Linked DNA regions of Mus musculus: all the other regions are linked to region 6. A link is a loop called in an ENCODE intact Hi-C map of the cell type or tissue named here. Cell type or tissue: heart. All regions are shown on one strand. Each heading gives the region's core, and the rest is flanking DNA. Links, peaks and the distances in the headings are about the cores only. Region 1 overlaps Galnt7 (polypeptide N-acetylgalactosaminyltransferase 7). Region 2 holds the start of Gm2921 (predicted gene 2921). Region 3 holds the start of Sap30 (sin3 associated polypeptide). Region 4 overlaps Hdnr (Hand2 downstream lncRNA). Region 5 overlaps Hdnr (Hand2 downstream lncRNA). Region 6 holds the start of Galnt7 (polypeptide N-acetylgalactosaminyltransferase 7).

Region 1 (4,887 bases), core at 433-4,432, 77 kb after region 6:
GGTTTAAAATAGCTTCTCAGGAAAGACACACACACACATATGGGGAGCTATGGGTTCAATAAAAGAGCCCGTTTCCAAACCTAAGAGGAAAAGCAGCTATGGGTGAAGACATCCATGTTGACCTCTGTCCTCCACAGGAACACGTGGGTACTTGCACCTACGCATACATTCGCACAACACACGCAACTTTGGAAAGAAAGCAGAGCCTGTTTGCTGCCTATCTGAAATACCAACAGGGATGCCAGGGGATGCTCTCTGGACTTTTCTCTTTCTAGAATGTCTCAGGCTGTGAGGCTGTTCTCTCTGCCAAGTGATTAGCCTGTGCTGTCCGCTAAAAGGTCAAGTCCTCAGAAAAGAGAACCACTTCCAGTAGATCCAGACACTTCCAGCAGTGGCCACTGCTGCCGTGTGGACGCTCAGAGCAAATAGCAGGGGATAGGCCTGTCCTCTGGAGCTCAGCGTGGCTCCTCTGGGAACTCAGTGGCTGAGACTGCGAACAACAGCCAGAACCATTAGCCACGCCCTGCTTATCAGTGTGCAGTTCTTTGCTGTGTGCTGCTCTTGTGTGTCTGGTAAATAGGGAAGTGTCGTTGAGTCATTGTGCAGGTCCTGGGTGTTCAGGGGTTTCCCCTGAGCGTTACTTACAGTTTGGTGGAGATCAGGGGAGGGCCCCTTTGTAGTTTAAGAGGTGAACAGAGTTTATCTGTAAAAACCTTAAGGAAAAGGTCTTTCTTTTTGTGCTGCCTTGTGGCTTCAAAACCGACCGAGTTTGGCAAGATGTTGAGCTGTCTGGGGAAACTACAAAGAGCACTGGGAGAGGCTGAAAAGGACTTGACAGATAAGCAATGCCATCCTTGGATTAGGCTTTTAATTTTCCTTAAATGTCCTGTACTGGAACCTAATGTCTCCCAAGGTGTACGGAATAGAGAACACAGCCTGTGGGGTTTAAGGCCTCAGAGGACGGACTGTGGTAAGAAGCAGAAACACCTGGGGGCCTTTAACTGTTTTCTTTGGCTTTTGCTTTCCTTCAGGATTGGATCTCACAGTCGCTAAACAGGTTTTATGTCCTCCAGTCCTGTCCTTCCTGACTCCTGAAGTCCTGAGTTTGGAATCATCTGATTTCTTCTCATCTTTTCTCCTTGTCCATGAAAAGCTTCCCAGGAATATGCGTGTACCCATTTATCACAAGTACTGAGTTGTAAAGAACAGTCAAAGCCAAACACTGAGGTAGGGCCATCTTATGGTACAGGCGCGACCAGAAGAAAGGGGGCCATTTTCCACATGGAAAATCGGTCACTTTTGTGGAACTGGCTCCTTGTCACACTTAAGAAAAGAGGAGATCCCTCCCTCTGCACTTATTCTAGACTCACAGCTGGCATTCTGCAAAGCAAGCGTCTCTCGGTGAGCAGGTGCTGTCCTTGGGCCACACATTCATGAGACACTCAGGGCGGTAGAGAGGTAGGGCACACTACTGCTGGTAGCCTGTAAAACCCTATGACGATGTCCTGACGCCATACACTAAGCAGATCTCACCTGTGTTTTAGCTGCTGCTGCTGTGTGGGTCTTGGTGATGTTGTTCAAGACCAGGTTGTCAAAGTGGTTGAAGCGAGTTAAAGATCCTTTCTCTGTCTCAAGATTAAGTGGGAGTCTGGCATCCCCACGAGCGAAGGCAAGCTGTTGGATAGGCCTTGAGGCAGCTTCAGCCCTTTTTCTTCAGTGGGGATTGTGGAAGTGGTAGTACGATAGTTAGTTATGTACAGTGCTTATATCCCAAGTACACTTTAAATAAGTTAATTACCTTTGTTCACTGGGAACTAAATATGTGAAAGATGCATCAGCAGGATTGTTGTTTTGTCATTCGTACAATATATAAAATAAACATGTTACAATGTTTTTTTTAAAAAAAAAAAAACAATTTAACCTGGAAGCCAAGCTAATTACACAAGTTACGGCTATATAAATAACGTAGTCTAATTACATTCAGCCATGCCTTTTAGCATGTCACAGGGAAAACAGCCCATGGCTATTCCCTCTTCACTGAATCCTGTGGGAGATCCCATCTTCAAAATGTAGCTAACATGCAGGAGGAAAATCACATTTAAAAAAAAAAATAACCCAGTAACTTATTTTAGAGCGAGCACTGTCATTTTAATCAAAGGGGAAAAATAGCTGCACTTTGTGCAGAATGGAAACTCCCAGTGAGCAAATCAAAAACTAGGATAAAGGGCTCTGGAGAAAGATTTGAGACTCTAAACTCCACGTTTGGAAGGCCCTGGAGATTCACAACTGCCGCTGTAAAGGGACAGGTTGTGAGTCCCTACTGCACTGGGAAGAGCAGCCTCAGAGAGCTCGTATTCCTGTGAGGCAAGAGCGCCCCCCAGAGCCTGCGCCTCTGAGCTGCAGGCCCTCAGCCACCTCCGAGGAAGAGCTTTGTTTGTTTGTTTTGATTGTTTCTGAATGAAAAGGAGGTTGGGAGTGGGGTGGGCCACGGGAAAGTCTGTGAAAGCTTTTGGTTGAAGGCTGTAAGGCACAATGATTAAGGACAGAAACAATAGATTTTTGAAAACTAAGTTGACTTTAATCATTTCCTCTACACATTCGTTGCTAAAAATTAGAATAACACAAGATTGCCTTTCATTGCAAATTTCTTAACATCAGAAAGTTTAATTATCTACTAAATTATTCCAGTCTAGCCAAACTACCCAAAAATTCTATTTATAACATATCATTTTTGAGATAGGGTCTGTCCTTGTCGTCCCATGTAGCTTCGAACTTTGAATCCTCCTGCCTCAGCCTCTTTTAATATTTTGATACAGAGCATGGACTTATGTTATAAAGATGCTGTGCCTTTGCAAAGAGGTGACTGACCGGATGCTGTGAGCTCCTGTCTCTACACTAACGACATAGGAGGAGGCTAACTGGGATGCATAAAGCAACGACACCTGGTGGCCAGCATATTCTTAGGGCAGAAATGGTGTTAGGTGGCATAGTGAAACTATTGCCATTGTCATAAGAATTAAAGTTAAATTCACGAAGGTGGCCTTGGTTCAAGCACAGGGATTCAAGCCTCACTGGCTGGGTACTCTGTCAAAATAATTAATATTTTGTAGTAGTAATTGCTTTTGGAATTCAGGAACTTATCCTAAGTTACCCATCATTCCTGAAGTCTAGAGACAATAGTAGGATAAATAGCAATGTGATGTAAGTTTTTTTGTGATGCAAACTTTTGATGTGACATTATTTCAAAGACTTAATTCTAAACTTTTAATTCGTGGGTTCAGGGCCCTTATATAGCTTATTCTGTACAAGGCTTCCCCCTTTTTAGCAAATTAGCGATATAAAAGAGGTTTGGGTTAATCTTAGAGCCAGATTTTCAACAGCGAAAACACAACTGATGGCACTGTGTGCTCCTCCCATTCCAGTTTGCATCCTGATTTTGAAGGGGGAGACATGTACGGTTCTTTCAACGTAGTAGGCGGGGCTGTGATCCCAGGCTGTGTAAGATAAAGCCGGTCCTACACGATGGTAAATCATTCCCAGGTCCCCATTCTTAGGTGTCCGTCACAGAGTAAGGTGTGGGGTCGGTCACACGCCTTGTGGCACTGTGGATCAGGTTTGCTAAGGTAGAGTGTTTCCCCAAGTGCTTGTCTCCGAACCCGTCTCCTTATTTGTAGGACAAAGTTGTAAGCATCGTATTCTTCGCAGGATCGTTCCTATCCATAAAGGTCTTTTTAGACAACTTTGGACTTTCCTTCTTTTCGTCTTCCTGTAACCCCCACAGATCTCTCCTCTATCAGAGTTATCTTATCTTGACTTCCTGGGCTCACATCTTCCGCTTGTTTTCTGCCATGTTTCTCTAGGTTCCGAAGCTGAAGAACCAGCAAGCAAGCAGTTGGTGCTCAGCTATAATGGCTCAAGATGACTCCATTGTCTTCCCTTAGTGTTGGCTTCTTCCTGTATTCTCAAAGGTCTAGGGCAAAGGTTTGAGACCCCCTGGGCCACTGCCAAATATCACAGCTCCTTTTGGAAAGTAGCCGCAGCCACAGCCTCTATCTACTAAGTAGGCCGGATGCAGAGATATGCACCCTCTTCTTCCCGGCATATTTGGAGTTGTTTCAAAGAACTTACACTCGGTGCCCAGCCGCTCAGCGCTGGGTGCAGCCTGGCAGAGAAAGCCTCAGTCTGGCAGCAAGAGAGGCCAGGCTCACCCTTCCTCAGTTTCCCCAAAGTAGGCAAAGGGAACAGGATGGATTAGCTAAGGAGATAAACAGTCACCCAGTTTATACAGCCAAGCTCAACTGTGCTCCTGATTCCCTGTTAGGAAGATGTCTCCTGTTAAAAAACCTGTGTACACCAGCTCCCAGGATGGGGGAAGACCCCTTTGCTCTGCAAGGAAGAAGTAAATGATTACCTACCCTTTCTCCGTGTCCAGCAGCCGCCGCTGATTGGTGAACATGCCTTTTTACTGTGCATTTATACATTGCTAATTTTTTTTAGGGTGTAAGAGCTAATTCTGTGTGCCGAGAGGTCACCATTGCTCATGTTTCCTAGTGGTTAAGCCTCATCCGTCTCCTTTACGTGATACCTGCCAGAGACTGCATCGCAAACACTAAGCAGCAAACACACCAGTTATTTATAGCAGTGACGGGGCTGTAAGACTGCTTTCTCTCCATCTCTGTCTCTATCTCTCTTCTCCTCTCAAGCAATCCAATATGGCCTTCAGTTCCTTCCATTCCTAGGGGTTTCTGTTTTATTTATTTATTGCTTTTTTTTTGGTTGGTTGGTTTTGGTTTTGGTTTGTTTGGTTGGTTTGGTTTGGGTTTTTTGAGACAAGGTTTCTCTATGTGGCTGTCCTGGAATTCACGCTGTACATCAGGCTGGCCTCAA
Region 2 (4,887 bases), core at 498-4,497, 150 kb before region 6:
AAAGACAAAGCATGTTCAGAAATGCTACAATGAAGCCCATTATTCTGTGTGCTAACCTTTGTTTGTATGTACATGTGTTTATGTGCATGCACACTCTATGCACATGCAAAGAGACTATGCATAGAGGCAGTTATTCTTCTGAGAGTCTCACCCTGATTCTGGGGCTTGCATTTTCTTCCTAGGCTGGAAACCAGTAGAACCTAGCATTCTGCTCTCTCCATCTCACTTCCTCAGAGCTGGGGTCACAGGCACAGGTCTGTGCATGGCTCTGGAGTTCCTAACTGGTCCTCGTGAATGTTCAAAAAGACCTCTTGACCACTGAGCCCCTTGCACACTAACTCGTAAAACTAATTTTTTAATAAAGGAGGTGATAAAATTGATCAATGTGATGTAATCTTACTGCCTTCCCCACAGTGGAAGTTTTCAAGACAATGAGCCCGGAAAGGCTAGGTAACTCATCAAAAAAACAAAACAAAACAAAACAAACTAAAACAACAACAACAACAAAAAACCTGTCTTGTGTTTGAGACTTCAGTTAACTTTAATTTTTCCTCCTGGCTTTGTATTAAAGGTAATTCATGGCCCTCCTGTTGTGAGTGTGGTTTTTAATCATGAAGGTGAAGGACATCTGAGGCAGCAGCACCTGTCTTAGTTAGGGTTTTACTGCTGTGAACAGACACCATGACCAAGGCAAGTCTTATAAAGGACAACATTTAATTAGGGCCAGCTTACAGGTTCAGAGGTTCCGTCCATTATCATCAAGGCAGGAACAGGGCATCGTCAAGGTGCAGGAGGCGCTGAGAGTTCTGCATCTTCATTTGAAGGCTGCTAGTGGAAGACTGACTTCCAGGCAGCTAAGTCGAGGGTCTTAAAGCCCACATCCAGAGTGTCATGGCTACTCCAACAAGGCCACACCTACTCCAACAGGGCCACACCTTCTAATAGTTCCACACCCTAGGCCGAGCTTATACAAACCAGCACAGCACCCCCAACGTACACTTCAGAAGATGTTTTCAGACAATGCATTGTTTTGATTGAAAGGCACTTTCAGTGCAGCTACATTTAAGGAAAGTGTGGATTCGAATCCAACCTAGAACTTGGAAGTCTTTGTAAAAGGGTCGCTCCTTAAATTGTATTACCTGTGATAGAGAAATGATAGTGTTTAGGTCTTCAATGCCCCTTTGGGTTTTCAATTTTGAAGAATGAAATATTTCAATTAGAGAGCTATAGGGTATATCACGCAGATTTAACAAGAATTGACAGCTGTTGTCATAGTTACAAAGAAACATAACTGGTAAGTACAGCTAAGGTTTTTCCCATCTTACTTTTCTCTGCAGAAGGAGAAACCCACAGTCCAGGCACTATGCCCTGACAGTGTTCCGAATTTCTCCGAATAGACCATAATAGCTGTCTTGGGAAAACAACAAGAAAGTATGCAAGCAGCCTGTTGGCACAGCCAAACCCCTCACAAGTCTCTTGTACACACTGACCAGGAATAGGCTCAGTTGGAGCACGCGTGTGCTTTGGAAAGACGCTTTACCTTACATACGAATTCCACACAAAAGGATGTTGACCAAAATGAACTACTGAGCAATGACCCTTCCCAACCTAAGGTCCTTAAGGAGTTGTTCAAGTAGCCTTCTCTCCCCCTGCCCCACTCTCTCTTCTTGCCCCTCCTCCATCCTGAATTACAGTCAGGGTGCTAGGGTGCCAGAAAAGCCGCAAGTTCAAACCCCAGTCAAGGATTAATCTCACCAGATAATGCCAACCCCCTCTAACACCACGCTCTTGCTAGTCATCTATCCAATGTGTTTTTAAAAGATGGACTTCACTTTAAACCATCAGCCTGGTGAAACTGTTCAATTCTTCCAGGCTGGAGGTTCTGTATCATTAAATAGGGGCAACAATCCCCAATCCTATATGGGTTCTCTGAGAAGAAAGGATGCCTGAGATATAACATCAACCCCCACAGGAAGTCAGTGTCGTCGCTCTACTTCCCTGTCTTCACACACATGTACACACACACACACACACACACACAGGCATGCACATGAATGCACACACACACATCACACTCTCAGGTTCCAGGTTGCTGTGACATGGTTGCGTTGGTCCATTTCCAGCATAATCATTAACTTCCGGTTCTTGTTCACTTCAGGATATCCTGCAGTATGGACAATTACCAGAAGGTTCTGTGGCTCTCAGATGTGGCAATAATTACCAAATATCAGGGGGAACTCAATGGCTTCCTCTTCCTCTGGATCTTCCTCTAACATCGCTGGGGTGTTGCCAGCCTGCAGAGGAGTAGTATTGGCCAGAACTTCCAACAAACAGCCCGGACTCCAGCCTGAGGGCAGGCAAGAAGGCTTAAGAGTCTGTCAGTGAAGCTAGCATTTGGAGCACTGAGGAAGAACAGTCTCTAAAATTAAGGAGAGGTGTCATAAGAAAAAAAAAGCATTGCTTCTTTTTTGTTTTGTTTTGTTTTGTTTTGTTTTTTGTTTTGTTTTGTTTTTTTCGAGACAGGGTTTCTCTGTGTAGCCCTGGCTGTCCTGGAACTCAGAAATCCGCCTGCCTCTGACTCCTGAGTGCTGAAATTAATGCCTCTCGAGTGCTAGGATTAAAGGCGTGCGCCACCACGCCCGGCTTTTCTTTTTTTTTTTTTTTCTTTTTTCTTTTCTTTTCTTTTCTTCTCTTTTCTTTCTTTCTTTCTTTTTTTTTGAAAACATTGCTTCTTGAACTAAGTTCATATCGTCTTTTCAGTCCAAACAGGAAATAAATTTAGATAAATATGAGTCCTAATATCTAAACCAGGTTTAATACTTCTAAGCAGGAAAATTCCAGAATGACATGTGCCCCAGCCTGAATTTTTTATTTGACAGCTGAAAACGAATACGAACAAACTGAAGTATACTGCATATTTTTATTGATTGTTCATTTACCTTAGGCTAAACTGAAGAAAAAGAATATATGGCATGTAGATTAAGAAATGGCCACCAGAGGGCAGCACTAGACAAGAAGAAAACAACACAGGCAGGAGAGGGGGGGAAATCCCTGTAGTTACAGCTCTTTACCAAGATTTCCAGTCACAGGAGAGCCTAAAGATGGAGCTAGAAGGAGATTAGACGTTGCAGGGAGGAGAGACTTGGATCCTGTTTGAAACATGTGTCACTGTACACTGACTTGGTAAAGGCAAATTCATTTTACAGTAATTAACATAAGGCTTATTCAACATTGTGCTTAAAGACTTGTAAGTTATAATTCGCTCTTTTACATTTAGATTTAAGCTCCTGGAAGAGAAGTACATCGGGCCATGGAAATGTGGATATTCATTTTAATTCCAACGCTGTCAAAAGTGACGGAATGAATGAGCAAACACACTTGTTAAAAAGGCAACAAAGCGGGGTCCACTGAAGCATACCTTTATAAGGAAAACCTTCTGCCGTGCTCTAGCCAGGACTAATCCGGCTTCTGTGTGGGAAACAGGCGTATGATTCATCCTTCCGGGGTCATCCGCTGAGCTGTTTGATATCGTTCTAGCTTTGTGTACTGGCTTCCAGTTTCCTCTAGGGATCAAGAAAGAAAAACAAAAATAGATTCAAATAAGAACGTAAGATCTGGAAGGCTCCTCCCCAGCCTGCATTATGAGTACAGCGCGGGGGGCAGGGGCGGAAGAGAGGAGGCGTGCTCTGCCTGGCCTAGTTTGCCTCTTCTCTCCACAGGCCCAGCAGCAGGCACTGGGCTCTTGCAGGGAGGAAGCTTCGCAGCCCTTTCTGTCCTGCTGAGGAAACTGACAGATTTTTTCCTCTTTCCAAGACCTGGAGGGGGACAAAGGCAAACAGAAGTCAATGCATGCAGAGAAAGAACGAATTTGTGCCTTTCTTTGGGGATAAACAACCCCACTGCCAGGACCCAGCATTCTGATGGGTACCAACTGTAGGAAGAAACATCTTATAACTCAGATTCCTGCAAACTACATAACAAGGAAATAAAATATAACTTCCCACAGAGAGAAAAAGCTGTTTTTCAATTGTCTCATCAGGATGCCAGATTAAGATAAGTGTATTTGCAGCTCCAATATAGAGAGTTTATTTGTATAGTATAGTATAATATAATATAATATAATATATAATACAATACAGACTTGGACAAGGTTACACCCACCACATGCATAAGAAAGCAAAGAAACAGATCATGGCTCAAAATCTATATTTTAAAGTATCACTCAAAAGAAGAAATAGGAAAAAAATGACAACCATTTACTTTTAAACTAATAATTTGAGGGGGTTTTTTTTGTTTGTTTTTTCTTTTTAAATATCAAGCACTTCTGTTAAGAAAACCTAGACCCTTGCAGTTAGTAAAACTGTGACCCAGGACTGGGGAGCAGATTGTGAATGTGACAGTAAGTTCTTCCACGATATGAACTTGTTTCTACTGTGGTAAAAATGTGCCTAATGGGGGATTGGTGTGACATGACTGTTGGCTAAGATAAATGGCGACCGGAAGCATTTCAAAGACATAAGAGAGAAAAAAAATTGTTATTGGAAGGTTCAGAAAAAGAAAGCAATTGGTATAATTTGAAGATTTATCGCTCGGGGCCCAGGATTGCAGTCATCAGGTAATAATAACAAGAAGAGTGCAGAATACCTTATGAAAATTCCCCTCTAGCAATCAATCTACGGATGTAAGGAAGATCATTACCTTACAATAACAAACCTAGAAAGCGGAAACAAAAGTTGCCTAAGTTCACCCAGATATAATTATAAGAATAGATGAGGTCTAAGAGACAAATTTGCTGACATTCGGGTATTCTTTGGGGCTTAAACTGATCCATTTCATGGAAAATAGGAGAAAATGGAATATAGGAAGCCGAGATATTTGAGGCAGAAG
Region 3 (4,887 bases), core at 284-4,283, 160 kb after region 6:
TTCTTTCTCCTGGGTTGGTTCCACTCCCTGTTAGCAGCTTTCCTCAGCAGATAACCCATGGCTCTGGCATTTTTGAACATCTTGGAGTCTCCAAGGCAACTTAAACATTACCGCTTCTTGTTCCAGTATCTAGGATCCACACATGATCTTCTGGGCTCTTCCAAAGGGCTTGTGTCACTTCTCCAGCTCTGCCCTCTGTAGCATTCTCTGTAGCAGATTGACTCCACTCCACTGTTGCTGTTGTTCTTGGTGATCATTCTATGGTACTGGCATCTCCAATATGTTAGGGGCCTTCAGCTGCAACTAAGTTTCACCTCTCATAGGCTCTCTTCATGGTGCCACGCCTCAAATCCTTTGCATAACCTCTTCAGTCCTAACCCATCAACAACTGAGGCTGCACTTTCACCAATGGTCTTCCCTGGCCTCTCACAGCTGCTCTTCATGACCCCTTCATACCTTCAAAACCACTACCACTTGGGTGACACTTATACATTACCAAGTACAGCTGCAGTACAGGGTACAAACTTGGGTATCTCGGAAACACAGCTTCTTTTGCCTTCAGAAAACAACTCCCAGACGATTTCACCTCTGTGGTATTGATCTCTTCGTAATCACTGCTAATTTCTTAGCTCCAGCTAGCCAGCATCAATTGTCCTAGTGGTGCCTTCTATTCTTGACTCTAAAGCCAGCCACATAGCCGGAGCACCTGAGTTCTGCTACTTGCTGAGGCTGGAATGTGGCCCCTTCTTATTCTATTACCAACTTTATGTTTTCCAACTCCTTCCCAGCCTAAGCTTAGCTGTCCTGGAACTTGCTCTGAATATTGACCTTGAACTCAGAGATATGTGTGGCTCTGTATCATTAATGCTGGCATTAAAGGCATGTTCTACCATGACTGGATTTAAACTTTTCTCTATTTGGAACTTGCTCTGTTCCAAGCTGGTCTTGAACAATGAAATCTGCTTGGCTTTGTCTCTTTGGATTAAAGGTGTGAAAGCTTGGGCCTAAGTTTTTCATGACCTCTGTGACGATTATATATATATATATATATAATCGTCACTGAATTGGTTGAATCTAAAACAGGCTTTCTCAAAACTCTTCCACTTGAAATAAATTATTTTTGCTTAAGCTTAAGTCTAATAATTATCAGAGGTTCAGGGTTGGCATGGCCACGCCCATTCTTCCACCCCGCCCACCACAGGCACAGGCAAAAATACACATTACGCGAGCACAAACACGTACCCAGGCGCGCACGCGCGCAACCCCCCCCCCCCCCACACACACACCCGCGGCACACACAAGCACACATGTACGCATGCATATGACTCAAGAAAAGAGGTTTCTCGATCCTCGTCCCCTACAGCCAGGGCTAAGTTTTGATGAGTAGTCTGCAGACGTGATACTAGTGTGCTTCCTTTAAATGGTCTTAAACCCTCTTAGATCCGTTTGAAAGGAATCCAAGTGGCAGTAGAGGCGACAAGCAGCCCGATGCCTGCCAACCCGTCGGCACACGAGTATGCCAAGGACCTGCCACGCTCTAGAAGTCAGCTGCGGTATGGAGATGGAGATGAAGGACTCTCCGCCTAAAGAGCGCTAGGTATCCCGAGTTTTCTTTCAATAAATACCAAACAGCCCGTAAACTTTTTCTCACTTAATTCTTACTACCCCCCCCCACCCCCCACCCCCCCACACACACACACCATTAATGCTTCTTCCCAGGAGTCAGCTGGCGGTCTGAACACTAACTTTGCGAAACAAGAGGAGCTAAAACCAGCCCTTGCTCGCAGGAGAGAATAGAGGCGAGAAAACACGGTAAAAGCCTGACCTCACAGTCAGACTTGCCCGGTGCTTGGAATGGAAAAAAAAAAAAACTAGGGGTGGCTCGCCACGCGACGCATGCTGGGATGAGTAGTTTGTCCCGCTGGTCCCGCACGTAATCAGAACAGAGCGCAAGTTAGCTCCTCGATCAAGAACTACCATTCCCGTGGGGCCGCGCGGCAGGTGTGGGGCGGGGCCAGAGGAGGGGCGTCTCCCTCGCGCAGGTTCTGGGGTTGAGAAGGAGGCGGAGGAGCTGCGGTCCAACTGCTGAAGTCTCCATGTGACAGTGAGTGGGGTCTCCTTTCTAGGCGCCACTTCACTCCTGATCACAGTCACAGGACCTGGTAGCTATTCCAGCACCGACAGACCGGCCGGCCCTGGACTCTGGGCGTCGGACCGTGCCGCCACCAGACTTGGGGTGCGGAGTGAACGGCCGCCCAGGGGAAGGAGGCGGAGCGGCGCGGCGAGCGGGGCTCTGTAGCGGCGCCGGCGCCCCCGAACTGGCAGACATGAACGGCTTCACTCCGGAGGAGATGAGCCGAGGCGGGGACGCGGCCGCCGCCGTGGCCGCGGTGGTCGCTGCTGCGGCTGCCGCCGCCTCGGCGGGGAATGGGAACGCAGCCGGCGGTGGGGCAGAGGTACCCGGTGCCGGTGCAGTGTCAGCTTCTGGGCCACCTGGAGCGGCCGGTCCCGGCCCTGGGCAACTCTGTTGTTTGCGGGAGGACGGTGAGCGGTGCGGGCGCGCGGCAGGCAACGCCAGCTTCAGCAAAAGGATCCAGAAGAGCATCTCTCAGAAGAAGGTGAAGATCGAGCTGGATAAGAGTGTAAGTGGCCCAGGGACCGCCCTGCCCTATCCTGCGTGCCTCGCCGGATGGTTGGCGGGGTTCACGAGTCTCGGGGATTGGGTTGCAGGTGGGATTAGTGGTTCTCTGATTGAAACAAAGTCCCTGCAACTCCGGCCACCTTCCCCAGCGCGCGCTCGCGCAGTGGTGCGGGGCTCCTCCGCCCCTCGCCCGGACTCCCGCTGCCTCGCGTGTCTCCCACGCCAGGCTTCCCTCTTCCTCCTTTGCTGCGATCTGGAAACGAAACAAAGGGGACCGCAGCACCGAGGGCCCGGAGTAGTTTTCTCGCAGCCGGGCAGTCCCTTCTGGAATGGAGGCGCCTTTGTTTTGCTGCCAGAGCCGGTGTCTGCCCTAGGGAGCAGCTTCGCTCCTCTAGGGAAAGTAGAGTCTGGCTGGACCCCACAATTCTCTCTCTCTCTCTTTTTTTCCTTTTTGTCTTTTCTTTTTTTCTTTCCTCCTCGTTGTTCTCTTTCTCTTGAACACAGACAAGCAAGCTGAGCTCACCAGTTGCCTTACAGGGAGATAGATGATTGTAAACGTTGTTTGCGGTGTCAGCTCTTCGGGCAGCTGCTCCGAACCAAGGCTGCAAATAAGCCTCTGCGGTTTTACAGCCCTCTCGGCAGCCATCGGGATTTCTTTTTCTGTCTTTATGCACGTCTGCTGTTTTGGCCAGCTATGAGGTTTCAGAGAATTCCATTGCTACTTTTCAGAGCTCTGACTGATGGCAAAGGAAGAACAAGATACAGAACCTCCAGACATCCTGTATATTTTTAACTTACCCTTAGCTTAGAAGTCAATTTAAAAGCCTGTTCATTCGGCCTTTAATTGTAGCCTTAAAAGGGGGGGGGGGGAGAGTGTCAATCAGCTCAGTATTTCCTAGTCCACTGTATATACAGCTCTCAAATCCCCGAGTAATTAATTTTTTTGAAAAGTTTATTTGTGATTCTGTTTAGGCAGGTTTCTCAGTAGGGTCCATGAGAAACTTTGCAAGAGAACATGAATAATTTGCTTTAATTGAAAACACAAAATACAGAGAAATATATTCGCTTAATCCTTAAAAAGAAACCTTAGGGTTCAAATTTAAACATAGGATATGAATTCAATGTTGCATTTGTAAAGAAATGCATACTTTGTACCTGTAGAATTTCACTATCTAACAGATCAATCAGAAAGCATGTACCTACGAGTAATATAATGCTGCTCTCAAGCTAGAGAAAATACAAGGACAAATTTGTGGGCAATGCCACCTCTCCCTTTTAAGTTAAAATCAGCAGGAGCTAACTTATTTAGGTCACCTTCCCTGCAATTTGATGACAAGACCCAGAGAATTGGAATTTTTCTTCCTTTCCTGCCTGCCTGCCTTCTCCAAGATACTACCCGCCCGCCCACCGCTTCCAATTCCTCCCCTCCCCCATTTCCTTAACAGTATCGCCAGATTGCTAATGTTACAACATTTTAATAGTGGAAAGAAACATTGCATCTTCTGAACAGTGGCCTGTTAAGATGATTTTTAGTCAGCCACCTGGGCCTATGCATTTTACTAATACTTAGCTGCAGTTTTTCTGGACTCACAGTCTTTGAAAATTTTTCCTTTACAGGCAAGGCATCTTTACATTTGTGACTATCATAAGAACTTAATTCAGAGCGTTCGGAACAGAAGGAAGAGGAAAGGAAGCGATGATGATGGGGGAGACTCGCCTGTTCAGGACATCGACACTCCAGAGGTAGATGGCAGGCTTTTCCCCATGTTATATGTAAATCATAAGCATGCTGGCAATCCCAACACCATTCTGTAAATATTTGAGCTCTTCTTTAACTGTTTAAAGCATCTGAAAAATCTCAAAAGTTATATACAGTCAGTGAAGATGTATTTATACTAATATTAAATCTCAGACGACATTCTTACAGCTCTTGACATACAACTTCCTCTTTTGTTTCTCCGGAAGTTTACAATATGTATCCCCCAAAGATGGAACTGTTTAATAAAGTACAGGTCTGAGTGTGTAAATGAAGTCATTGTGTGAAGTGTCATAATACAGATCAATGATATCTTTTCAACAGAGTGAACTAACTCATCTATTTTTTTTTTCTAGGTTGATTTGTACCAATTACAAGTAAATACACTTAGAAGATACAAAAGACACTTCAAGCTTCCAACCAGACCAGGTCTAAATAAAGCACAACTTGTTGAGGTATATATAAATAAGCTTTATACTGTTTAAACAAT
Region 4 (4,887 bases), core at 422-4,421, 300 kb after region 6:
GGAAGCCACAGGAGCCAGGCCTTGGGAGCCAGGACCATCTTGGCAGAGTCAGTGACATTCAAGTTCAGCCCACAGCTCCCATTTAATACAGAGTATATCTGTCCCTTTGCAGCACAGTGGTAAACATTATCTTTATATAAAAGAATTGCCATTGGTTAAGTTTTCATTGAACTATCTTGATTTGACTCTCCCCCTAGGCTTTAAAATATGCAAGACTAAACACAAGACAAAAATGAACAGTTTATGATGTGTGAAGATTTATATTCCTGGCACGATCCTTTAGATGTATAAAGTGATAAAATTCTACTGTACCCAAATCCCTCTGTAAGCCATCACTCCCCTCCACTGAAGTTTTTCAGTATGCAAGACTTGCTGTTAGCTTTAGCATGAGGTGAGTGTGGAAGGATTCAGGGACACTTTCACCCTGCCCTGTCAATCACCTTCCATTTCACACCTTCTTAAGAGGATATATGGCAATGGTTCTGAAAGTCTATTCCCTGGACCAGCCTTCGCATCACTTGGGAAGTTATAAGAAATTCAGGTTCTTAAACTCTGCCTCAGACCTGCTGGATCAGAAATGAGGACTGCGGTTTTGTTTTTGTCTTTGTTTTGTTGTTTTGTTTATAACACTTATTTAGTTTGTGGGGAGGGTGTGTGCCTGCCACGTCATGAAGTAAATCACAGAGATGGAAGAGATCATTAGACTAGATGGAAACTCCTTTATCTATTGTGCCCACTGACCAGTCCCCAGCCATTTAGGTGATTCTGGCACCTTCTAAAGCCTAAAAGCATATGCTACAAGGGAAAATGCATTTCTGGAACACTAGATTATTAGCAGTGGTGCCTTCTAGATTGGTAGCAGGGGGAAAATCCGCATATTCCTCAAGTCAGAACACTAGGAAACCTAAAATGGAGTTTGTGGGCAGGTTCCTCTTGACCAAGATATGGGACTCTCCTTTCCTCCTGACTGACAGAATGGTACAGAAATCTCAAGCCATTTGCTTCATACATTTGCAGGGTAAGAGGGAGACACAGAGGCCACACCCAAGTTGAGTGTTAGCTCAGCTAGGCAACCTCAGCATCTGGAATGCTCTCAACAGGGAGATGGCTGCCATTCCCAAGGTCAAGTCTAGAAGGGCAACTCCTAGAAAAGTGTTAGATGTGTTTTAATCAGCGCCTTGGGGTTTGAGCAATGGGAATAGTACCTGCTTCTCAGCACCAGAGCAGAGGGGCTGTAAAAGCAGTGGAAGAGTCTTCACCCTCGCATCAGTCACCAAGCCTCTGAAGTACTCACTATGGCCCTCAGCCATTCTACCAGCAGCTGTTAAGACACCAGGATCTTTTGCAAACTTTCTGACACCAGCTATTTCTCCCCCACAGTATTGGTTTCAAGATGAACAAATAGTTGACAACCCGTGGTTTAAAAACCACTGCTCTAAAAAAGAAAGAAAGGAAGAAAGACATTGCTCCAAAGTGTACATTGCAATATAAACATATGACCAGCATTATTTTTTTTAAAAAAATCAACAACACATGTCCTTATTAATGTTGCTGAGTACTTTATGTGTTGGTGTATGTCTTTCTGTCATTTAAATTAAAATCCTAAGATAGCTATAGACCATACGCCAACTCTATTCCCACAACATTCCAATGCATTTAAAAATCACTTTTATTAAATTTATCTTAATTTCAGATTTGATGATTATTGTCTATAGTTGCAATGTCCAAATGTCATTATTACATTAAAAAATATTTTCCAAATTTCAACAAGCATTTTCACTTAGTGGAATTTGATTTAAATCAATGTAAGTGTTTAATGATGGGGTTTCTGTCCTATTCCTGTCCATTTACAGTATGCAAAGACTGGAAACATTACAAAAATTTTTAAATAGTGTTTGAAAAAGAAACGTGTGCACTTTAGAAAGATGCAGCCCCTCAGATGTCTGAAAGAACCTGAAACCCCTCCTCTTGAAGCTGGAAGATCTCTTCTTTTTAACCATGCATGTATTGCCAGGTAGGCCACCACACAAGACACTCCGAGACACGCTCCTGCACACACTCGGAATGTGCACACAGAGCGCACGTGCCCACCCGCCCCTATGTCATCTGTAGCCCAGGCAGATTGAGGACGCTGGCAGATGGCAACCGGCCATAACCTCTCCTGCTCTCTTCCCAAATCAAAACCCACCGTAAACACCACGAAGAGCCAGGAAACCTCACGGCTTTAATCATTTCCTTTCCCCGAGTTCCATGTGGCACACAGGACACTCCGCTTTCCTTTGGGCTTGTCGGCATCTTGCGAGGGGTGTGGGAGAAGAAAAAAGAGAAAAGCCAACTGGTGTCTGCAGAGGCGGGCAGAAAGCTCCCGCCCCAGCCGTGAGGGTCCACCCGCCCCCTAGCTCTCTCTAAGCCAGCCAGCCCTGGAGCCCTCCGCTACTGAACGACTTGAGAGATGGCGCCATCTGGCTTTTTAAAGAAGAACACAAGGCGGGAGGTAGAGGAGGCGGTAAAGGGCAGGCTGGCTCCTTCCCAGTGCCACCAGGAGACCAAGGATCAGCTGGGGCGCTCTTCATTCTCTCCTCCCCACAAAGTCGGCTCTGGCAGACCGACCCCTTAATCCAACGACCCCGACCGGTGCACGAGGAACGTCAGGCTGCTGGAGAGCTACCTCCTCAGCCCTCAACCCCCACCCACCCACAGAGCTAACTGTGGTACTTAAAGCATTATAGTCAGTAAAGCGCCACAGAGCACAGAACTTCTACACCATTCTGCGGAGCCAAGAGGGGACAGAAAAAAGGGCATCCCGAGGTTAGGATCTCCATGGCTACTTACCACTCACTTGCCATTGTGGCAAGGAATCAGGCTAAAGGAATCCCCCGCTCTACCGGACAACCTGGTACCTTATTAATTCACGCATGTAAAGGGAATAATGTTTTCTTTAATTGCTCCAAGAGACTAATGAGGAATTTAAATGAAAAGCTAGATCCCTCCCCTTCGACGATACTATTATAGCAAGAAGGTTTAATAAGTCATAGAGAAATGGTAACTGATCTTTATGGTAACCGTCTAGTGGCTCGTGAATTAGCAGTTTGTGTTTTAAGCAGGTGGATTGAACAGTTTCACAGAACTATGGCTAAAATGGTAGAGACACCTTTATCTAGGGCCCCGGACCCTGGCGTCAACCCTTACCACCAAGAAAAGGAGAAAAAGAGTTATTATTGTGTGCTTTTTTTTTTTTTTTTTTTTTTTTGGCCTGCTTCCTTTTAAAATGGTAGAACTTAGAGAAAACCGTTGGAAGTTGTTTTTTCCAACCCAATGTACAGTGCTAGAAATAACACACACACACACACACACACACACACACACACACCCCACACACGTGCACGTGTAAATAATATGCAGGTCTGATGATGTACACACACAAGGGAAATGTGCATCTGCAGTCATCATAATATCACCCATACATCGTTAATCAGTTAACAAAGACTTCTGCATTCAGCTTTCATTTATTGCTCACAATATTAGGGGCTGTTGTCAGTCTCACACACACTTTACACACAGGAAAAACAGTGCTCAGAAAAATCTCTTCCTTCAAATGTCGATGGTAAACTAAAGTTACTTAACACTGAGTGTCACCATATCCAGCAAGCATTTGATGGATACCTATTCAGTATCTGGCACTAAATAAAGAAAAAAGATATATTCTACTACCCTCAAGAAACTTTCCTTGAAAAATGACACACCCCTGAGTCTTATCATAGGATTTTGAGGAGAGGCGGGCTGAATCTTGTAACAGAATAAAGTCTGATGCAGGAGGGAAGTATGAAAGGCAAATGCACACAGAGGCAAGAGATACCAGAGAAAGGCAAGATGTACTCAGAGGCCAGAGGAACCAAGCAAAGCTAAGTGATACTGAGTTTTGCTCTCATCCTTTTGCCAGTAAGTTCCTCTATGGCCAGTGTAAGCAAGTAGTCTGCCCTCCTAATAGCTGGGCTTTTAATATCTGTCATTCTAGGACAACATCTGGCAATGGCTCTTGAGATTGGGCAACTCATTCCCATTTCGTTTCTGCTCTCTGATGAAGCGATTCCCTGAAACCTGGTCCTGCTTAGGGTCCTTTCAGCTCCCAAGTCATCCACATGGGTGACTAAAGGAAAAGAACTTCAGAGCAGGGAAGGTACCTGGTCCTCTATACATCCCAACTGTTCCTTGAGTCAGTTTGGATTTCAGCCAAGCACCATCAATCCTGCTTAGTAAAGGCCAATGAGGACAAGGTGAGTAGGAAAGAGGAAGCTGGAAGACAGTTCCTTAAACCATGCTCTAAGGGAAGATAGTCCCCCAACACAAGCAAGGGAGCTTTATAACATCATCCTTATGGTGAGTCAACCTTGTTAGCTCCTCTGATTGCTACCCACCCCAGTGGGTAATTTGGGAGTTGACTGTGTGTTGAGAAGGGTCAGTTGAATACTATATGAATGGTGTTTTACTTAATTTCCCTCCTTATTTGACTTGACTAATGATTTTCATCTATCTTACCTTAGACTTCAGTATTAAAAAAAAAAAAAAAAAACCAAACAGATTTGCTACTGTACTTCTCACTAGGGAACCCATTACTTTGTTCAAAGGTCTCAAATTACAAGCAGAGTTAGTTTAAAGAAATAGAATTCTAGCACACATCCTTAATCCAGTACTCCAGGAGGGAGAGGATATCTGTGAGTTCCAAGTCAGCCTGATTTATACAGTGAAACACTGTCTCAAAATGAAACAGAGAGAGGGAGAAGAAAAAGGAGGAAGAAGGAGAAGAGGAAGAGGAAGAAGGAGGAGGAGGTGGAAGAAGAAGAAGAAAGAAGGAGAAGGAGGAGGAGGAGGAGGAGGAGGAGGAGGAGG
Region 5 (4,887 bases), core at 391-4,390, 310 kb after region 6:
ATCCAGGGCTTTGCTCATGCCAAAGCAAGCGTTGTCATTATTTCAAGTCACCAATCTGATGTCAGCTTGTAAGAGAAGCCACACCTGTCCCCGAGCCCTGTCTTTCAATGGCTAAGCATTCCTACCCCCCCCCCTTTAAAAAAGACTTTCACTAGACCTGTGTGCCCAGCACTTTATTAAGCAGGGGCAGGGTGGTCAGTCTGAGGAGGAGAGAAGAAAGCAACAGTCTTCAAGGCTGCAAGAACGCTTCTCGGGATCTGGCGTGCTGTGGGGGGCCTGGCTTGGTGCATGGGAGTATTTAGCAGGTTCCGTGCCATTATTGCCTAACAGGGTGTGAAAAGTAATATGGACGTGAAATACTGTGGGAAAATGGAGCGTTTCCAAGCAGGCGGGGGTGGGGGGGCTCTGGTTAGCCTGAAGGGACCAGAATCCCTAAGCCCCTTTGTGGTGCTCCAGGAGTTGTGAACAGGAAGGCAGAGGAAAGGCGGCGGTGGGGGTGGCGGTGGCGGTGGGGGTGGGGGTGGGGGTGGGGGTGGAAGGGGAGAGAAAGGAAGAGAGGTGAGCACTCTGAGCACTCTAGTGGCAGATGGGGACCCATGTGACAGCTGGAAGCAAAGCCCTGCTTCCTGTACTCCTCAACTGCATCTTATGCGTGAATGTATATAAAAGATGAAAACAATATTTTATCCTGTTAAAAAGCCTGTCAACCCAGCAAGGGCCCGAGAAAAAGTATGTGGGGGCTTCCTCAAGAGGTGGAGTTGAAAGCCGAGTGGAAGGCCAAGACACTAAACTGATGAAAAAGTTTCAACCCTAGATCTAGAGCACTCAAACCTAGCTGCCTAGGCAGTGCCCTGTAGACAAAGGCTCCCCCAAATTCTGACAATAATATCTCTACCTCCAATACACTTAGAGGGGTTCTGGTTTTCCTACCTTGGGCCTCAGCAAGTCCTACCTCAGGCAATAGAGGGAGCCAGACCTCTCACCTTCTCAACAAACCTTGAGAGGTGCGATTTCCTCCCACCCCACCCCCGACTTGGGGGATGGGGAAATAAAGACACAACCCCTTCCTCCCCACCCCACCCCCACCCCCGTGCAGAAGAGCACATAGATGCAGTGCGAGATTATTCTCAACCGTTTCGCATCCCTGGGCATCCCTGCCTCTGTCCAGACAACCATGTGAGCAAGAGCCTGGAGACAACTCCTCCACATTCAGTTGAGGAAGTGAGGGAAGAGACAGGCGCTGTTGTTCTCCCAGCTGGCTTCTTTCCCCACCAGTTTGAAGTCCTTCTTAGAAGCACAGGACTTCATCAGGCTGCATCGCAGCACCCAGGCCATGATACAGGTGCTTGCAGATGGTACAGCTAGCACCAGGTTTGACAACGGCTCCCACAGCATGTTATTCTATCTTAACAAGTATTCAGTCACTATTCAAAAGTCATTGGCTTTCTAGTGCAAATAACTCCACGTTCTAACGATCAACAAACCGAAGCTATAGGAGAAAAACAGCGAGGGCGTGATAGGGAATGCGCAAGGAGAATCAGAATCAGACTCAGAAACGAACGCTCGCTCGCTTGGGTAGGCCAGAAACCGACTGTGCTTTGCTGACCTCCAACTTCCATCCCGAGGCCTGAAGCTCCAAAGTCACACCTTGTGCTCCCGCTCTCAGGGAGCACGAAGGACCAAAGGCCTCAGCAACCGCGTCCCCGGCAAACCGGCCTCCTGGGAGAGCCGAGGCCTCAGGACCGGAGCTCGCAACTTCTTTCCCCCATACTCACGCGCACGGCCCAGGCTCCTTCCTCCCCTTCCCTCTGGGGTGAACTCACTTCCTCCAGCGGCGCCGCTCCATCCCCCTCGCCTGCATCCCGCACGGGCCTCCAGATGCTGCCCAGCGGGCAGCGACTACTAGCCCGGCCTTCACCCTTCTCCTTTCTCCCCCTAGGGGCTTGTCGGACGCACGCCCCAGAGCCGGGTGGAATTCCTCCTGGAAAAGAGCGGAAGTAGAAACCCAGTAGAATCCAGAGGAAGCTGCTTCTCGCAGCCCCCGGCTGAAGGCCAGGCCTGTGTTCTTTTGGATGCCCATTTGACTCTGGACCAGGGCCTGGGGCTCTTTTCCTTCTTTCTTCCTTTCTGCCCCGCCCCCTTTCACCCTGTTTCTCGCTTCAGTTCATTCGTGTTTTTAAAATTTCATATGTAAGAACATTAAAAAGAAAGAGCAATTTCGCATTTAAAAGTCGGTAGCAGCAGAGGGGGAATTACAAATAGGATGGGGTTTAATTAGCTGGTAATACTCCTCTCATGCCCTATAATTAAACAGAGATTCATTCTAGTGGCGCTTCAGGGCCCACAAGTGATTATTACAAGCATATTTTACGTTTACATTAAAACTCTGTCCCCGGAGTGTAGTACGGGATCTGACTCCATTTATTCGTATTTCAGAACTGAAGCACGGGGGCCAGAGCGCGGCTTTTCAGAAATGGAAGGCTGGTTCCTTGGTTGATTTTGATTTTCCCCGCCCTGTCTTGTTGATTCTGAGTGCCCCTTCACCACCACCCCCAAAACCTGAGCACCTACACCCTCAGTCCCTACTGAGACCCACAGTGTGTGCGCAGGGTGGGGCTGTTTGTGCAAAACAAGAGCCACTTAGGGAGGGGGCACCTCACTGTGTGCAAAGGCATCCCCAGTACAAACTCAGAAACCTCAGCTCACACCTGAACAATCTCCAGCGCTCTCCTCCTTGCCATTCCATCTGTTTACATTTCTTACAGGTTTCTTATTCATCCATTTTAGTCCCCAAGCAGGCCCACAGCCTCTCTCCAGCCTAAAGGCTGGCTGAGACTGGCAGTCCTCTGGACCCCATAGTTCTATGGCCACTTCAGCGACTTCAGGCTTTAAAGGAAGCCAGATCCAGCATCTTTGAATTAGAACTGTTTTCTTCTTAGAGAAACTATTCTCTTAGCCCCAGGCGAGACAGATCCAAGTCCCCTAGGCTGGCTCGGTAGAATATTAGGCAGCATGAAGTATCTGTGGTGTGAAAAAGCAACAGGCTCCAGCAGCTGTCTTGGAAGAGAATAAAGAGTTCAGGAAATGGTGGAGATAGGGATGCTCAGTCATCTGACCCCTACTGCATTTCCATCTTCCCACCTAATTCTCTGTTCTGCCTCCCCCTTAAAACAGTTCCTGTTGAAACATCCTTTTTATTTATCTTTAATAAACAAGAGTTCCCTGGAAATAACTACCCACAGAAGGAAGAGGAACCCACCACTCTCATCTCCACTAATTAATGAGACTTGATGGTCTAGAACTAGGACCATCTTCAAACCTATCATATGGATAGATGTGGCTAGACCAGATGAAATCTGCAAGTCCACACCTACCGCTGAATTTAATTCTTTTCTTCTGTAGTCTATATGTATATATGCACAGAAGTGCAGGTGTTCAGAAATGTACAATATACTTTTGTGTATATATAACATTTGTAACAGTCTGTGCCAAGATGCAGAAGAGAACAAATTTGGAGAGCATCCTCTTTGGTTGGTCCTTAAAGACCAGACCTCCCTTCTGGGACTAGAAAGAGAGACCTCCAGGGTGTAAAGCCTGAGGGTGGGGGTGGGTAAGTAAGTCTCCTAAGGACAGCTGTCATCCAGGTCTAGTCACAGTCACATGATTCATTAGAATCCTTAATCCTCATGAGAAGACTAGCATCAGACCCTCTGACCCTGCCAGTGAAACCTCATAAAACTGGCCAAGATGCTGGCCAACATACACGTTAATTAGAGTGACATGGTTCTTTGGCATCTAGTCTGATGAACAGCTTTGGGGCTTCAGGGGGCAGAAGGTTTGGGGTCCCTTTCACCACCAAATGCCCTTTGGTCCCACCAAGGCATCAGTTGGACACAATACATGATCTGAAATCCAGTCCACTTTACTAGATAGCTTACCTTCAGCACCTAAGGCAAAACTCTGCCCCTGGATCCCTAAGAGCAACAGGCAAAAACCTAAAAACCTAAAGGAAACACAAACCTTTGTTGTTATTAATTCTGTGTGCTTTTGTTAGGCAGGGTTGGGGGACAGTCCAAAGTGAAAACAGACACATTTTTGTTACTATTAAATGGGTAGATACTTAGCAGCCCCCTCCCTCCATGGCTAAAATCTTCCCACGGACTGAAACTGTTTCCAATATCAACGTGTAGAAGATGGTCCAATGAAGAAGGGCAAGGGCTGGAGTCAACTTCACTATAATTCTGATGCAGTACTGAAAGTCAAACCACATCCAGGATACAGGACAACTTCATCTCTTGCAATGTTTTCTACCCGTGACGTGCTTTTCTCTCTCTCTCTCTCTCTCTCTCTCTCTCTCTCTCTCTCTCTCTCTCTCTCTCTCTCTCTCAAAAAATATGTCTTCATCTCCATCTCTCAACTAGACAACAGTAAAGATAAGCCACCATCTAGGTTAGATTCAGGAGCTAAGACCCTTAAACTTTTCCCAAGACCACATAGATGTAGATGAAAATGTTGTTCTGCAAAAGAGGACCTTAAGAGAGACAAGAGCATTTTCCTTACTTTTAATAAAAACTAATCACCTCTGCTTTATCTTCCTTTCAAGTGTTGTGTGTATGGGGCTAGATGTCCCTGGCGATGCAGGGACTCAGGCACACTGGGCCAGGACTTTACCACCCTTACTACTGATCATTCTAGCTCATCAACTTCTGTTAAGTTGTAAATAGTAAAACTCCTGAAAGTTTGCCTGGTTATTACATTGCTGAATTTATCTTGATTATTTTATAGTGAATATGTATCATCTAATCCTTTGCCTACCCATTTATAACCTGTGCAAATTAACTGCAGATGAGAACATTGTAAAAACTCTTTTATAATAAGAGAGAATTT
Region 6 (4,887 bases), core at 619-4,618:
GTACAAGGGAGAGGCGTGTAGCTAAACATTTGCCAATATCCTTTCCTGGAAAAGTCAGTTGTGAGAGAAGCAACGATGCATGTACGGAACGTTTTAAAAGCCCGAAATCCACTTTCCCCAGAGTAGGAACTTGCAAGTCCATTAACAGGGACCGTAGTGAGAATTAGCTAGTCGACTTGGCTTTCTAATTAGCCCAAGAGAGAAGGCAATACTGCCTTTCCAAGTGAGTCCTCTTTTAGTTCTGTGGTGTTTGCACATCTCACCTGGGCCTTTCGATTACAAATCCACCTCCTTAAGGAGCCCTGTGAAAAAACAAGATTAAAAAAAAAAAAAACAGCTATAAATCAGCCACGTGGAGTTACTGCTGCAGCAGCGGTGGCTGACTTCCTGGTTTCCTTCCTGCAAGCCTCTGGCTGGGGAGATTGAGCAGTGGGCGTCGGGAAGGGCAGGGCAGCCTAGGGCGTCTGCAGGTCCACCTGAGGGGCACCGGGCGGCAGCATCCTGGCAGGGCACGGGCGTCAAGGACAGAGTTTTGGTCCCTAATTACAATAAAAGTTTGGGGATCTGCAAGCTTTAGGAAGCGGAGCCTTAGGGCAAAGGCTAAGACCAGACCTGGGGGAAAGTGTTAAGTTAGTTCCAAGGTTACTAGGGACTCGCGGGTGGTGGGGGGTGGGTTCTCGCGGTCGCGGGTGGAGGAAGGGGGTACTGCGGAGCTAGAGCGGGCAGGTAGAGAGAAGGGAAGCCTGGAAAGCTACACACGCCGGCCGGTCGGAGCTCTGCGGAGGCCGGCGGAGGGGAGGGGGTGCGGCAGAGCAGTGCAGAGGCAGGCGCGGGGAGGGGGCGGAGGGGCGAGCCAGGGGAAGGTAAAGCCGAGGGGAGTTCCGGATCTGGTGCTGGAGAGGGCAGGCGGTGGGGAGGGCGGCGGGCGTAGTGATCCGGGGGGGGGGGGGGGGGGAAGGAGGAGGAGGAGGAGGAGGGCCGGGGGAGGGGGAAGGAGGGAGGGGAGAGCGGTGGCGGCGGCTGCGCCGGGCTGTGTGTCTCTCGCCGCCGGAGGAAGATGAGGCTGAAGATCGGGTTCATCTTACGCAGTTTGCTGGTGGTGGGAAGCTTCCTGGGGCTCGTGGTCCTCTGGTCTTCCCTGTCCTCGCGGCCCGACGACCAGAGCCCACTGAGCAGGATGAGGGTGAGTGACCCGCCTGGCCCCCTCCGGCAGAGGCGACCTGCAACTTGTTTTTTTGCGCGCGCGCGTGAGTGTGTGTGTGTGTGTGTGTGTGTGTGTATGTGGCGGGAGCAAGGGGCGGCGGGGTCGCGGCCGCGTGGGCGCCGCAGCTCCGCAGGTGGCGCTGGCCCGGCGCCGGCCGATCGGGGGCGCCTAGCCCTACGCCGCGGGTACCCCTCGGCCGCCGCCGGCCCGCCCCCTGGCCGCCCCTTCCTCCCGCGCGTCCCCGCCCCGGGTTCAGCGCCGTCACCCGCGCTACTGCTGCTGCTGCCGCTACCGCGGCCGCCGCGGCGGCCGTGGTGGCGGCTATAGGCGGCCGCTCCAACGCCGGGACTGCCGGGGCGGAATCGCAGGACAGAGTCGGCTCCCCGGAGCCGAGGCTGCTCGGCGTCCGACTCGGGGCTACGACCCCCGCGCTGGCGGCAGGCGGGCGCGGGGTTGGTCCGAGCTGCGGCCTGTGGCGCGTGCAGGCCTGAAGGAGGCGAGATGCCGGCGCCGCCGCCGTGGTCCGGTGGAGCAGGCCCCGCGGTCCAGCCTCTCCTGTGGTCCCCGCCCAGTCCGGGTGCTCGCCGCGGGGGCGCCCCTAGCCTGTCCGCCTCGGGCTCCAGCCCACGGCGCCGCCTCTCCGCAACTCCCGTGGCCGGGAGCCGGGTGCAACGTGTAGCTGAGGCCTCGCCCCGCACCCCTTGTCCCTTCGATTCCCGGACAGGGGAGAGACACGTCCCCACCCGGATCGGCGTCCCTGCACCGGGGCGCCTGGGAGCCCCGGTCGCCCGCTGTGCTCCCTCGTCCTGCGGATCCGGAGCGGGCTCCAGTCCCCCGGCCCTACCTGGGCTGCTCCGGCCGAGGACCTAACTTGTGCCGGCTCCTGGCCGCCCCTCGCTGCCTGTTCCATCAGCCTGACGCCGAGAGGCGCGCTCCGCTGGGACGCATCCGTCTGCCGCCCTCGGCGCCGGCGTTAGTCTTGACAGTCCCGGCTTTGAGGGTTTAGTCAGGCTTCTCGGAACTTTAGTTACCGGGATCCGGCCACTGCGCTACGCTCGCCCCGGCAGTTGGCGGCGCGAACTGCTTCGCACCTCCCCAGCTTAACCCCCACCCCCTCAGCTTGGTGAACCGTTACACCCCCTGCTCCCCCGGAGTTCCTCATCCCCGAGCCCTCCAAGCCCCACAACCTCGAGTCCAGGTTAGACTCAGAAGAAGTGGGAGACACTAGGAGTTCTGGACACAGACGCTGAGCAGCCGTGGGAGGAGTCTCTTAAGAAAGTGCCTTCTGCAAAATCAGCGTTGCAGCTACATAATCTACTTTATTAATTTTACTTTTGGAAAGTTAGCGTCAGGAAGTTGAGGGGAAAAGCTTGTGACGACCTTCCAAGAGTAGGGCTCTTCAGTTGATGCTTATGACACACACAACTTAATCTGTAAATTGCTGCATTTGGGGCTGGCCTTACTGAAGTGGAGTCTCACCAAAGTCTAAATTGATGAATTTTTTTTTCCTTTTCACTGTGTTTGGAGTGATTTTTTTTTTGTATATTTTTGCTCTCAAACTGATTTGATGAGATGAATATTGAAATTGATTTTTTCAAGTCATGAACTGCTCTTTTATATAAGAGGCATTATATGATGCTGAAAATCCTAAGCCCCATTTTTCTGAGAAGGAAATTGAAAACCTGCTATAACTAGTTATGTTCAAAATGTCCTGTAGTTCTGATCCTTTTAAAGCCATGATTGGACCCAGCACGGTGGCGCCTGCCAGTAATCCCAGCATTTGGGGAGCTGAAGAAGGTCATATATAAGTTCAAGGACAGCTAGGCCTATAGGAGACTCTAGTCTCAAAAAGTTGGAAAAAGAAGTTGGGGTGCATCATAACTTCTTTCTAGGTAGTTTATTAGTGTTGATATATAATAAACTATAGTGCCCACCTTACTGTCTATAAAGTGAGCATAACTTAATTTTTTTGTACAATTTATTTGATAAGTTTGCCAATGGACCTAGTATAACTTGTCATTTCTGTATTTTGCCCAAGATAGACAAAGATTTTTCAAGATTTACTAGCATTGTATTAAAAAGAATGCTCAGGTATCAGGGGGCATTAATAACTTACGAGCAAATAGTAATCTAAAGCGATTTAGGTGTCAGATGTCATAAGAGTGTTTGTTCATTAAAGACTGCCTCTTCCCTCTGATTAAAAGGAACCTGTGGGTTCTTGAGACCCAGTGCTAGGGGAGAGTTAGGGCCGATTGGGATGCTGAGTCCCAGAGTCCTGGGTTTTTCCTCTACCTTGTGGTACTTTTCCGTTGAGGTTGCAGGTCTTTTATGAGGACCTGCTTCTCTTTCTTGGATGTGGGTTCTATATGTGGCCTCTTTGATCCCTCCAGAAGGAAAGTTCTGCCTCTGCTTCCACCAGATAGGCCCGTGGCTCCGTCCACTCAGGACCGCTTCTGTCTTGAACAGTTGTTATTACAGGAAGTAAAGAGCACTTTGAAGATGTCTTTGCTTTAATTTTGTAGAGCAGTGAGGTGAAGACAAAAATTCCCTCTTCTGAGCCTCTTGGCGTTTGTCAAAGCTGAATGATATTTTAAATATCCTTACCTTTCCAGTCTGTCTGAAGATGACCTTAGACTTCTGATCCTGCGGCCTTTACCTCTTGAGTGCAGGGATTAAAGTGCAGTCGTGTATCACCATGCTAGATGTGTAGAGTGCCAGGGAATCTTTTGCATGGTCAGAAAACATGTTGCCCATGGAGCTATGTCCACAACTCTATTACATGATCATTTCTGTTCATATAGTCAAACATTTGTGAGTGCCTGCTGTATACTAGGTCCAGTGCTCACAATTTAAGGAAACACGTCTTGCTTTAGTTTCACGGGGTTTGCAGCCTGGTGAGAAAAATACATGTTATCAAGCCTTGGCAAATATACAGATACAATTGTGCTATGAAAGGAACACATGAATACACTTGTGTTATGAGGGGAAACCTTACGAGGTGAGAAAAACGGAGAGATTTGAGTATACAAATCTTATTTAAATAACTGACCTTTGAGCTGAAATCTAAAGGTTTGAACTGCACGTGGGGCAGGGCAGTCCTGAAAGGAGCAGAAGCAGCGGGTACAAAGGTCCTGAGACCTGAAGTAGCAAGGATACGGTGAGAAACTGGAAGGTCAATGTATGGAAACACGGAGAGTGTGTTGGTTAGGGTTTTACTGCTGTGAACAGACAGCGTGACCAAGGCAACTTTTATAAGGACATTTAAGTGGGATTGGCTTACAGGTTTAGAGGTTCAGGCCACTATCATCAAGGCAGAAACATGGCAGTGTCTAGGCAGGCACAGTGCAGGAGGAGCTCACAGTTCTACATCTTCATCTGAAGGTCTCTAGAAGACTGGCTTCCAGGCAGCTAGGATGAGGGTCTTAAAGGCTACGCCCACAGTGACACACTTCCCTCCAACAAGGCCACACCTCTGAATAGTGCCACTTCCAGGGCCAAACATGTCCAAACCACCACAGAGAGTTATACTAAATAGAATGATACTACAAACAGGCTAGATCTTGTGGACCACGCTAAGAGTTTACATCTTAAGTGTAGGAAGTCACTGAAGGGTGTAAGCATGAAAGAGATGACCAATATTCATGTTCTAGAAAGATCGCTGTAGCTCCCTGTAAGGAAGTGTG

Evidence for each region. Hi-C counts contacts between places; a loop is a spot of excess contacts. Peaks named below come from ENCODE experiments on the same cell type or tissue, not always from the same donor. Only the 100,000 strongest peaks of a DNase experiment are listed, where the experiment ranks them.
Region 1: a loop joins it to region 6, with 5 times the contacts of the local background. A loop is called at or near these places in 22 of 42 quality-filtered maps.
Region 2: it touches region 6 in a loop (5-fold over the local background); 25 of 42 quality-filtered maps call a loop at or near these places.
Region 3: a loop joins it to region 6, with 3 times the contacts of the local background. A loop is called at or near these places in 3 of 42 quality-filtered maps.
Region 4: a loop joins it to region 6, with 2.4 times the contacts of the local background. A loop is called at or near these places in 2 of 42 quality-filtered maps.
Region 5: a loop joins it to region 6, with 2.3 times the contacts of the local background. A loop is called at or near these places in 2 of 42 quality-filtered maps.

What each region holds. Positions count from the first base shown.
Region 1 is chr8:57,572,085-57,576,971 of GRCm38, reverse strand. All of the region lies in intron 2 of Galnt7 (polypeptide N-acetylgalactosaminyltransferase 7), which reads left to right. Among named protein-coding and RNA genes, the nearest start is that of Gm25379, 25 kb to the right of the region's middle. In heart, for the core only: no CTCF peak of the experiment used is centred there; a DNase peak (open chromatin) is centred at 471.
Region 2 is chr8:57,798,717-57,803,603 of GRCm38, reverse strand. The region is part of intron 10 of Galntl6 (UDP-N-acetyl-alpha-D-galactosamine:polypeptide N-acetylgalactosaminyltransferase-like 6); the gene reads left to right. It overlaps Gm2921 (predicted gene 2921), which reads right to left and starts at 3,736. Exons shown (of 2, transcript NR_165835.1): 1 at 3,419-3,736; 2 at 696-1,139. In heart, for the core only: CTCF peaks have their summits at 2,992 (motif pointing right) and 3,627; DNase peaks (open chromatin) are centred at 2,273 and 3,543; H3K4me3 peaks cover 823 bases; H3K27ac peaks cover 980 bases.
Region 3 is chr8:57,485,007-57,489,893 of GRCm38, reverse strand. It overlaps Sap30 (sin3 associated polypeptide), which reads left to right and starts at 2,034. Exons shown (of 4, transcript NM_021788.2): 1 at 2,034-2,642; 2 at 4,259-4,384; 3 at 4,754-4,852. The coding sequence starts at 2,328. It overlaps 2500002B13Rik (RIKEN cDNA 2500002B13 gene), which reads right to left and starts at 1,931. Exons shown (of 4, transcript NR_126553.1): 1 at 1,701-1,931. In heart, for the core only: no CTCF peak of the experiment used is centred there; DNase peaks (open chromatin) are centred at 1,223, 1,483, 1,983 and 2,773; H3K4me3 peaks cover 3,249 bases; H3K27ac peaks cover 3,776 bases.
Region 4 is chr8:57,351,347-57,356,233 of GRCm38, reverse strand. It overlaps Hdnr (Hand2 downstream lncRNA), which reads right to left. Exons shown (of 3, transcript NR_131041.1): 3 at 1,654-2,295. Among named protein-coding and RNA genes, the nearest start is that of Gm34030, 19 kb to the right of the region's middle. In heart, for the core only: a CTCF peak has its summit at 2,470; a DNase peak (open chromatin) is centred at 2,433; H3K4me3 peaks cover 2,188 bases; H3K27ac peaks cover 1,786 bases.
Region 5 is chr8:57,337,999-57,342,885 of GRCm38, reverse strand. The region is part of intron 1 of Hdnr (Hand2 downstream lncRNA); the gene reads right to left. Among named protein-coding and RNA genes, the nearest start is that of Gm34030, 5.3 kb to the right of the region's middle. In heart, for the core only: CTCF peaks have their summits at 950 and 1,922; a DNase peak (open chromatin) is centred at 1,885; H3K4me3 peaks cover 2,064 bases; H3K27ac peaks cover 2,669 bases.
Region 6 is chr8:57,649,149-57,654,035 of GRCm38, reverse strand. Galnt7 (polypeptide N-acetylgalactosaminyltransferase 7) reads left to right here and starts at 981. Exons shown (of 12, transcript NM_144731.4): 1 at 981-1,183. The coding sequence starts at 1,058. AW046200 (expressed sequence AW046200) reads right to left here and starts at 2,283. Exons shown (of 4, transcript NR_040698.1): 1 at 2,049-2,283. In heart, for the core only: a CTCF peak has its summit at 2,244; DNase peaks (open chromatin) are centred at 1,455 and 1,825; H3K4me3 peaks cover 2,192 bases; H3K27ac peaks cover 1,926 bases.